2 separate regions of the Homo sapiens genome follow, and region 1 is linked to region 2. Evidence: read pairs that join two places in POLR2A ChIA-PET (ENCODE). Cell type or tissue: CD4-positive, alpha-beta T cell. All regions are shown on one strand. Links, peaks and the distances in the headings refer to the core of each region. The heading gives the core; the rest is flanking DNA.

Region 1 (4,888 bases), core at 889-4,888, 240 kb before region 2:
GGGAGACATTATATAATGATGAAGGTGTCAATATTCCAAGAAGACCTAACAGTCCTAAAGTGTATGCACCTAACAGAGAGCATCAAACTATGTGAGGCAAAAGCTGATAGAACAACAAGGAGAAATAGATGAAGGCACCATTATAGTTGGGGACCTCAATATTCCTCTGTTGGTAACAGATAGATAAAGCAGGCAGAGTATCAGTAAGGGCATAGTTGAACCCAATAGTACTTCATTCAACAACAGCAGATTTATACATTCTCAAGATGTCATGGAACATTCACCAAGATAAACCCCATTCTGAGCCATAAAACACACCTTAACAAATTTAAAATAATAGAAGGTATACAAAGGCTGCAGTCAGATTTCAACTGAATGAAATTAGAAATCAATAACAGAAAAATAGGTGGAAAATCCCCAGATACTTGGAGATTTAAAAAAATACTTTCACCAGGCATGGTGGCTCATGCCTGTATAATCCCAGCAATTTGGGAGGCTAAGGCAGATGTATCGTTTGAGGCCAGGAGTTCAAGACCAGCCTGGCCAACATGGTGAAACTCTGTCTCTGCTAAAAATACAAAAAATTAGCTGGGCGTTGTGGCACATGCCTGTAGTCCCAGCTACCCCGGAGGCTGAGGCAAGAGAATCACTTGAACCTGGGAGGCAGAGGTTGCAGTGAGCCAAGATGGAGTTCCTGTACTCCAGCCTGGGCAACAGAGCAAGACTCTTCTCAAAAGAAAAAAAAAAAAAAGAAAATTTCAAAGAATTAACCAGAACAAACAAAATAACCAAAACCACTCTTGGAATTAATATGTAATTATAGCAAGGTTACAAGATACAAGGTTGATATACAAAAGTTAGTCACTTTTCTATATACCATCAATGAACAATTGGAATTTGCATTAAAAACATATGACTTTGGTTTGAATGTTTGTCCCCTCAAAAATTCATGTTGAAACTTAATCCACAATGCGGCAGTAGTGAGAGGAGGGGCCTTTAAGAGGCTTTGCCCTCATGAATGGGTTAATCTATTCATGGATTAATGGATTAATGGGTTATCATGGGAAGGGACTGGTGGCTTATAAGAGGAGAAGGGAACTGGACTAGCATGCTGAGTCCTCTCATCATGTGCTACCCTGTGTCACCTTGGGACTCTGCAGACAGTCCCCACCAGCAAGATAACCTGCACCATATGCTGCTCATCAACTTTGGACTTCTTAGCCTCCACAATTCTAACAAATGCGTTTCTTTATTATCAATTACCCAGTTTTCAGGTATTTTGTTGCAGGCAACAGAAAGCAGACTACGACGCCATTTATATTAGCACCTTCCCCAAAATGAAACACTTAGGTATACATCTAACAAAATATGTACAAGATCTAGATGAGAAAAACTACAAAAACTAAAAAAACTAAATAAATAGAGAACTATTCTATGTTCTGAATGTGAAGACTTATTATTGTCCAGATGCCAATTCTTCCTAACTTGATCTGTAGAATTAACACAATTCCATTAAAAAAAAAATAGCGGGGTGTGGTGGTTCATGCCTATAATCCCAGAACTTCGGGAGGCCAAGGTGGGTGGATCACTTGAGGCCAGGAGTTTGAGATCAGCCTGGCTAACATGGTGAAACCCCATCTCTACTAAAAATACAAAAGAAAAAATAAATTAGCTGGGCATGGTGGTGAGCACCTGTAGTCCCAGTTACTTAGGAAGCTGAAGCATGAGAATTGCTTGAACCCTGGAGGCAGAGGTTGCAGTGAGCTGAGATCATGCCACTGCACTCCAGCCTGGGCGACAGAGTGAAACTGTATTAAAAAAAAAAACAAGTTATTTTTTGGATATCAATAAACTGATTCTAAAGTTTATATGGAGAGGTAAAGACCCAGCATAGCCGACTCCATATTGAAGGAGAACGAAGTTGGAGGACCTGTCAAGCCTTACTATAAAGCTATAGCGGTCAAGACTGTGGTGTTGGAGAAAGAATAGAGAAATAGATCAATGAGGAGTAGTAGAACCCAAAAATAAAACTCATAAAATACAGATCTTTGACAATGAAGCAAAGGCAAATACAATGGAGTAAAGCTAGTCATTTCAACAACAACAACAAAAAAACTAGACACCCATATGTAAAAAAAAAAGAATCTAGACACAGATCTTACCCTCTTTAAGAAATTAACTCACAATGGATCATAGACCTAAATATAAAATGCAAAACTGTGAAACTCTTTGAATACAACATAGGAGAAAACTTGATGATCTTGGGTATGGTGATGACTTTTTAGACACAACATCAAAGGCATGATTCTTGCAAGAAACAATCGATAAGCTGGACTTCATTAAATTAAAAATTTCTGGCTAGGTGTGGTGGCTTCTATCTGTAATCCCATCACTTTGGGAGACCAAGGTGGGTGGATGGCTATAGCTCCCAAGTTTGAGACCAACCTGGGCAACAAGGTGAAACCTGGTTTCTCCAAAAAAAAAAAAAAAAAAAAAAAAATTAGCTGGTCATGGTGGCACGTGCTTGTAGTCCCAGCTACTCAGGAGGCTGAGGTGAGAGGATGGCCTGAGCCCAGAGGCAGAGGTTGCATTGAGCCAAGAGTGCACCATTGCACTCCAGCCTGGGTGATAGAGCCAGATCTTGTCTCAAATAATAATAATAATAAAAATAAATACAAACTTCTGCTGTGTGATGACAATATCAAGAGAATGAGAACATAAGCCATGAATTGGGAGAAAATATTTGCAGAAAACATATCTGATAAACAACATTTATCCAAAAATATCAAGAGCTGTTAAAACTCAACAATAAGAAAATTAGCAACCCAAATGAAAAATAGGCAAAGGACCTGAACAGACACCTTACCAAAGAAGATACACAGATGGAAAGGAAGCATATAAAAAGATGTTCAATATCATATGTTATTAGAGGATTGTTGATTAAAACAGCAAGATACCGCTACATAGCTATTACAATGGCCCAAATCCAAAACACTGACAAGATCAAATGCCGATGAGGATGTGGAGCAATAGGAATCCTCATTCATTGCTGGTGGAAATGCAAAATGGCACAGCCACCTTGAAAGACAGCCTGGCAGTTTATTTTATTTTTTATTTTTATTTTTTTTGAGATGGAGTCTGACTCTGTCACCCAGGCTGGAGTGCAGTGGCTTGATCTCAGCTCACTGCAAGCTCCACCTCCCAGGTTCAAGTGATTCTCCTGCCTCAGCCTCCCAAGTAGCTGGGATTACAGGCATGTGCCACCACCCCTGGCTAATTTTTGTGTTTTTAGTACAGACGGGGTTTCACCATGTTGGCCAGGCTGGTCTCAAACTCCCAACCTCAGGTGATCCACCTACCTAGGCCTCCCAAAGTACTGAGATTACAGACATGAGCCACTGCATCCCACCAAAGTCTGGCAGTTTATTACACAACTAAACATACTCTTATTTTACCATCCAGCAATCAGGCTCCTTGGTATTTACTCAAATGAATTGAAAACTTATGTCCACACAAGAACCTGCACACTAATGTTTATTCATAATCTAGCTTTATTCATAATTGCCAAAAACTTGGAAGCAACCAAAATATCCTTTAATAGGGGAATTAATATATATACTGCAGTATATATAGACAATGGAATAAAGAAGTAAGCTATCAAGCCATGAAAAGACATAGAGGAAACTTAGATGCCAATACTAACTGAAAGAAGCCAGTCTGAAAAGGCTTCATGCTGTGCAATTCCAACTGCATGCATTCTGGAAAAGGCAAAAGTGTGAAGACAGTAAAAAAGATTAGCGATGGTCAAGAATTAGTGGGGAGGAAGGGATGAATAGGCAGAACACAGAGGATTTTTAGGGCAGTGAAACTATTCCATATGTCACTGTAATGGTGGATACATGGCATACATTTATTAAAACCCATAGAATGTGTCAAGAGTGAAGCCTAAGGTAAACTATGAATTTGGGGTGATGATGTGTCAATATAAGTTCATCAATTGTAACAAATCTACAGTGCGAGATATAGATAGTTGGGGGAGAGGTTTTGTTTATGTGTGCCAGAAGATACATGGGAACTCTCTGTACTAGATTCTCAATTTTGCTATGAACCTAAAACTTCTCTAAAAATAAAGTTTATTAATTAAAAAAATGTTTCTATTAGGGTCAAATGGGAGAAAATAGGCATTGGTGCCTCTTTACTGGCTGTTCTTTGAGCTAAGGGGGCATCATTCAGATGTTAAGTGTTTCCAAGGACAGGCCTCCTGAATTCAGCCCAATTTCCAGAGTGACGAGGCAATGAGAAAAACTTATTTGGCCAGGAGTTTGAAGCTGGGATGACCCATGAACCTTGGTATGACAGTCCATGGCCCCCTCAGGCAATATCACCTCTTCAGGCCTCAGTTTGCTCATCTATGGTAATATCAGAGTAGCACTGTTGTTATAGACAGTGACTTTAATGTTACTCACATTGTGGTTTGAATCCAGGCTTCAGCTCCAACCTGGCTACCATATGAATATTTTCTAGTTCCCATTGTACCACTACCTCCAGGCACAGTTGCCTCATCTGTAAAGTAGGAGTATCAGTAGTACCTACCAGAGAGGATAAAATGAGATAATGCACTGGGCACATTGTAAGCTTTGTCCAATCAATAGTAACTATTATTATTCAGTTGAACCATATGACATTACCAATGCTTAACTGTTTCTGACCTACAAAATCAACACTTCCTCATAGTTTAACCTAAGATCTCTTCATGGGACTATTATGGGCATTAAATGAGATGATGTAGGCACTGTGCTTGGAACCAATCAGGGTGCTCCAGATATGATAGTAGTTATTATGCACCACGTTGGTGACAGTACCCAATGCTGACAAATCAAAGGACAAA
Region 2 (6,004 bases), core at 832-4,831:
CCCAAGACTCCAAGCCTCCCGGAGACCTTTGGCCAAGGGTAGGGTCACAACTCACCAAGGCGGCTCTTTTTTTTTTTTTTTTCCAAGGGAAAAAGTCTTTCTATAATACCCAGGCTGGTCTGGAACTCTTAAGCTCAAGTGATCCTCCCACCTCAGCCTCCCAAGTGGCTGGGACTACAGGTGCACACCACTGCAGCTGTGCCTGGCTTTCTTCCTAACCTTTTATCATTAATGTGAATCAGAAAGAGACCTTCATGGGTTAACTTGGATACTTTGGCCAAGAACCAAGAAGAGAAAAGCTGACTTTTAAAAACATATAATGTGTATAAATTTATTCAGGTCTACATCTATCTGAGCTACTTTCCACCCTCTATTCCAGACACACCCTGTGATCTCAATAGAATGGTGGCAATGGGTTCTTACAAGGTTGAAAGGAACAGGAAGGGATGGAACCTCAAAGCCAGACGGCCCTTTATGAGAAAAGGGGAGGCAAGCAGTCTGGATTCTTGAAAGGAAAGGAACGCTGGGGATGATTCAATCCAGGAGTAGCAAACAGTTTCCATTTCTGGCGTCAACTCCAACTGATTGATTGGGAAGCAGTTTCTTGGGACGCTTGTGTTCAGAGGAACTCTGGGGCTGTTTCTGCACCCAGCTGGAAGCAGTGCTGCATTAGATTCCTAGGGTTGCTATCACAAATTACCATAAATGTGGCAGCTTAACATGACAGAAATTTATTCTCTCACAGTTCTGGAGACCAGAAGCCTGAAATCAAGGCTCTCGCAGAACCATGCCCTCTCCAAGGCTCTAGGGGAGAATGTTTCCTTGCCTTCCCAGCTGCTGATGGCTCCCGGTGTTCCTTGGCTGATGGCAGCATCCTTCCACTCTCTGCCTCTGTTTTCCCTTGGCTTCTTCCCCTTGAGTCTCTCTGTCTTTTCTCTTACAAAGACATTAGTCATTGGATTTAGGGCTCACCCTTAAATCCAGGAAGATTTCATCTTGAGATCCTTAACTAGTTATATCTACGAAGGCTCTATTTCTAAATCAGGTCACATCCTAAGGTTCTGGATGGATATGTATTTTGGGGGGGCATTATTCAACCCAGTGAGAGTGCCATGATGGTTTAGCAAGCTTGACAGGGGTTCAGGGCTGTGCAGGGATAGGGCTCAGGTCTTCTGCCTTCTGATCTGCCATCCTGATGTAGCCCAAGCCCACAGCTTTACAGATGATGGTGGAACTGAGACTCAGACAATAAAAATAAAAGGGTCTTGACCAGTACCATATAACTATGTAATGGCACATGAGTCAAGAATAAAGAAAGATGAAGATAAAGAGGTGGGGTAGGCAGTTGGGATGGGGAAGTGTAGGGGTGGGAGGGGATGAAGATGAATATTACTGCTTTGGTTGTGGAATAACTGAGAAAAGCATCTTTGCATTTAAAACCATTGGCCAAAGAGGATCTAGATGGGACAAGAAAATAATAATCAGCCAACTGGGGAGAAAATGTAGGAGTGTTAGAAGAATTAGTACTGCACTGGGGACCAGTTTTCAGGGGATCATCTGCCCTTTTTCAGCCAAAGGAATGAGAGCTCCTCTCACTGGGCAAAAGCCTTTCCAGGCTGGTCCCTGAAAGCATCGTGCGTACAGATGCCTGCTGGTTGCCATGGTGAATGATGCTGATCTGAAGAAATGAATAATGTGAGCATTAGGGGCGGCAGTGGGATTACTCAGTGTTGAGAGAAACAACACGGAAAGCCCAGAGCAGAGGAGGGAGAAGGCCCCATTCTCTCAGCTTTAATCTACTGCACCTCGGAGGGCAGAGCTCTAACCAGACACGCTGCAAGCATCAGGTAAGACATATAGATGGCTCTTCTTGGAAATGGAAATGGCTTCTTTTCACACTCTGCTTGGAGAAGGGCCGGGCAAATGAATAGTTAAAAATAGGGGAGAATTTAGAAACGGAAACAGAGGAAGAAAAATCAATAAGGGAGACGGACCTGGTCCTAAAAGGTGAGGATGCTATTTGCGTCTTGACAGAAAGCTCTTAAAAATGTCTGCTGAGGTAATTCCATCTGTACAGACAGCTAGTGGCAGATAGGAAGCCAAGAGAACATTTGTGCGTGACAAGAAACAGGATTCCTGATTACTCCTGATGGAAAGGTTTTACACAGGTGGCTGCCTATAATGAATTAAGCTCTTTTCATCGTGGTCGAAAGTGTATTTATAGTGATGTGTGGTGTGGGGAGGATGAGTGTGTAGAGGACACCAAGCTAGGAAACATAAACATTCGGTCTCCTTCATGATGACCTTCCCTGGAAGGGTCTGAGCACATCCGTCTCATCCCTTTCGTTCCCTATTTACTGGGAAGAAATATTCAGCCACATAGAAAGACACTATTCACCTTCCTGAGTATCTTAGTTCACTGTTACCCTTACAGAAGAAAAACAAGGATTAAGAAACTACTCAATGCTGTGCACCTTTCTGCAGCTCCACTCCTGGAGGAAAATGGGCACAAACACAAGAGGATGGGGGAAAGCAGAGGTGAGAGAAAGGCAGGTCATAATAGCCATTGGTTTGGCTTAATATCCAATGCAGGCGAAAATCCAGTTGACAGCTGTTTACTATGTCACTGCAACCCAAAATGAAACCTACGGGGTTTCATGTGAGGGAGGAGAGGCGGAAGACAAAGCAGGGTGAGACTGTTATGTGAATATGCGTAGGCTGACTATGACTGTCTCTGTATTTCTGATCAGGGGCAATCAGTAGAGGGAACTGCATGAGAGAAACTAAAATACTTGAAGATGGCTCTCTCTTATCAAAGCGGGGCCTGGCAATCTAAAGAGGGCTCATTTGATTTGTCTGGAAAAACAGCAACTGGGTCTCAGTCCTGGCACCTCATTTTGCGATAACGTCTGTAACTAAACCCGGCAGCCTTGCATTAGGAAATGTAGTGGTTAGGCGGCACTAAGTCCTTTTTCTACGTATTAGCGGTGTGACATCAGGTTGCTCATCCGTAAAATGGGAATCTAGCTCAGAGGATGTGATGAAGAATAAAGGAAATTAATTACTGCCTGTGAATCATCTAGCATGACAAGTGACATAGCAACCACTTACTGTGAGTGGTTATTACCATGATTAACATTCATAATAACAGCAGAATTAAATAGTGGTAGTTATGCTGATATTAGGGGCTGATTATCTTCACCCATAAAATAAATTTCCTGGTACCGCTGGCTTTGAAAAAACAAACAAACAAAACAAGAGCAGAAGCTTTGGGGTGAGATCAGCTGCCAAAGAGTGACGAAGCGAATTTCCACTCACCATGGGCAACAGAACCAGGAGGCTAAAAAAAGCAGTGGGCAGAATGTTCTAGATCACTGAGCTCACAGTACTTGGAGCAGAAACAGGAGGTCAAGAAGGAAAATTGAGGTGAATCAATTGCCTGAGGGGAGGTCACAGACCTGAGAATAAAGGTGGAGCCTCTGAGGTTCTACTGATTTCTCCTTACCTTTTCTTCTTTTTTCTTAAGGGGATGAGAACAATCCCCTTAAGAAAATCCCCTTTGTTATCTGAAGGATCTCAGCTAGGGTGGGATGTGGCTGGGATTGCATGGGTGCATCTGTTCTTAGGCCTGAACTTTGGCATGGGACAGCCCCAGTTTTAACTTTTGTCCTGCCACTTTTTCGCTATGCCTAAATAACAGAACCTCTCGGCCTCCATTTCTTTGTCTGTAAGATGAGGGCAACATGAGTGCCCGTCTCAAATGTGCAATAAATGGTGGCTATGATTATGATAAATACATACTTAAATCAGGGGATGTCACTCTTCACTTTGATTCTGGTTCCAGAATCGGGATGAACATCGAGGTGGGGAACATTTCTTATACAGGAGCCATCATCTCCTGGTCGTCCTCGGAGCCCTGCCTGGAGGACTATTACCATATTATGTACAGGCCCAACTGGAACAGCATCTTCTCTGGCTATCTTCGCTACAGCTTCCACCACGAGGAGAAGGTGCCTCGAACGATCAGCTCCGTGGTGCTGGAACATCTTGCCCCTTCCACTCTCTACTTCCTGTGCATCAGCTGTAAGAAGGCTGCCTTCCCTTACAGGCACTACTGCACCATGTTCCACACCCTGGATAAGAGTCCGCTGGCTCCTGGAAGCTCCCTGGTAGACCCCCAGATCTCCCTTTGGGTGCTGATGGCCATTCTGCTGGCCTGCTTCACAGCCGTCTTGGCCTTCATCTGCCTCCAGTTCTGGTGTGTCCGTTGCCATGAGCCGCGATGGTCTTACAGGGCTGGCCACATGGAGGAGGCCAATGGGTTGGTGAGATGGCCAGAGGAGGCCCCGGATCTTGGTCAGAGGGAGGAAGACCTGCAGGGGCTCCCCCTGGTGGAAATGCCACGCAAGAACTCCAGAGATGGAGCTGAACTGGATCCCGAAGCCAACCAGGATGCCCCTGATGCGGGTGCCTTACAGAGGGGGGGTGGTGACCCACCCGCTATACTGCCTCATTGTGGGGAATGAGAGTGGGGAGGAGAGCGCCCGCATCATGTAGCCTAAAGCTTTCCACACAGTAGGTCGTTTGTACAAATGTGTCTATAGACTACCCATTTCTCTCCCATCAAACGTCACTGCTATTGTAGGTCACCTGGGTTGGATGAATGCCCCATGACAAAGCTTCTCAAGCTGGAAAATGTATCCCCCAGGGTATGCCAAGGCACAAACGAGGCATCTCAGCAGCAGCGTCCACTCGGAGGACACAGTTAAGAATTGAAAGCATTGTTTTAACATTAAAACAAACATGGATATGTTATAAAGTAGAAAGCAAAAATTTGCATGACAAATAAAACACAGCACTTGAAGGAAACACTTGAGTTACAAGTAGGCTCTCAGAGGTACACTTTTGGGCAAAGGTAGATGTCCAGTTTCCTCTGCCCTTGAGGGGATTATTTGGAAATAATTTGGGATTATTTGGAAATAATTTGTGAGAACCCTTGCTCTGGAGTGTTTTCCAACTTTTAGGCAATCACATACCACCGCTCTCTATTTTTTAAAACCATGGATTATCTTCACTATTATTAATAATACTTTCCTTTAAATTGACTCATTTTTTAAGCGTAAACTTATTTTCAAAGACAGCCTTATATTACTCCATAAGTGAAAAACCAGCACCCTCCTGCTGCAAACAGAAGGGAAGAGACATAAGAATAAACATCATGAAAACAAGATAATATTAAATAATCTGACTTAGCTTCTATTGCCTGCCAGTGATTCTGAGCTTAATGCCTGCTTGCTTGTCTTTGATAAAAAGGGAGATCCAGTGTTGGAGAGGTAATAAAGACATATTAGCACCAATATTTGTCTTTCTCCTTGATATAGCATAAGGTTTGAAAGAGAATCGAAAAGGGAAGTGCTGTTTTTACTTTGCGAGTCAGTGTTAGTTAAATGCCATGTCTGTGAACCACCTCAAATGCTGTCAGTCAGCTTCCCTTGATTTGAGAAAATTGTCTTGACCAGACTAGGCAGGCTGTTCTGGAGAAGACGCCTGTACTCTCCAAGCATCATCCAAGACCTTCCCAGTACCCTCTTATATCTATAGAGCACAAAATCCCAGAATCACAGGACGACACTGCAGTGAATCAACTAAGAAACAGCAGGAGCTGAGAAGCCAAGACGAGAAGCCCCACATCCCTATTCCCTTGCCTACCTCATGCATTCCCTGCTCGGCACCCAGACTTTTGCCCCCATTCCTGCTACTTGTGAACAAATAAAGATTCATATACTCACAGCTGTTTCTGCCTGGATCTTATTGCTGCCTTTTTCCTTTCTCTTTAGAGATAAGAGTCTCGCCCTGTCAGCCAGGCTGGAGCGAAGTGGTACAATCATGCTCACTGCAGCATAACACTCCTGGGCTCAAAGGATCCCCCTGCCTTAGCCTTCCAAGTAGCTACTGGTGCATGCCGCCATGTCTAGCTAATTTTTTATTTTTTATTTTTTTGGTA

What was found. Peaks named below come from ENCODE experiments on the same cell type or tissue, not always from the same donor. Only the 100,000 strongest peaks of a DNase experiment are listed, where the experiment ranks them.
Region 1: POLR2A ChIA-PET joins it to region 2 with 5 read pairs; 2 of 35 experiments call an interaction of 5 or more read pairs at or near these places.

What each region holds. Positions count from the first base shown.
Region 1 is chr5:157,585,285-157,590,172 of GRCh38, reverse strand. No RefSeq gene overlaps it. Among named protein-coding and RNA genes, the nearest start is that of ADAM19, 12 kb to the right of the region's middle. In CD4-positive, alpha-beta T cell, for the core only: no CTCF peak of the experiment used is centred there; no DNase peak of the experiment used is centred there.
Region 2 is chr5:157,341,384-157,347,387 of GRCh38, reverse strand. The region is part of intron 23 of CYFIP2 (cytoplasmic FMR1 interacting protein 2); the gene reads right to left. FNDC9 (fibronectin type III domain containing 9) reads left to right here and starts at 1,711. Exons shown (of 2, transcript NM_001001343.4): 1 at 1,711-1,847; 2 at 3,845-5,790. The coding sequence starts at 3,852. The coding sequence ends at 4,526. In CD4-positive, alpha-beta T cell, for the core only: a CTCF peak has its summit at 4,383 (motif pointing left); a DNase peak (open chromatin) is centred at 4,397; H3K27ac peaks cover 342 bases.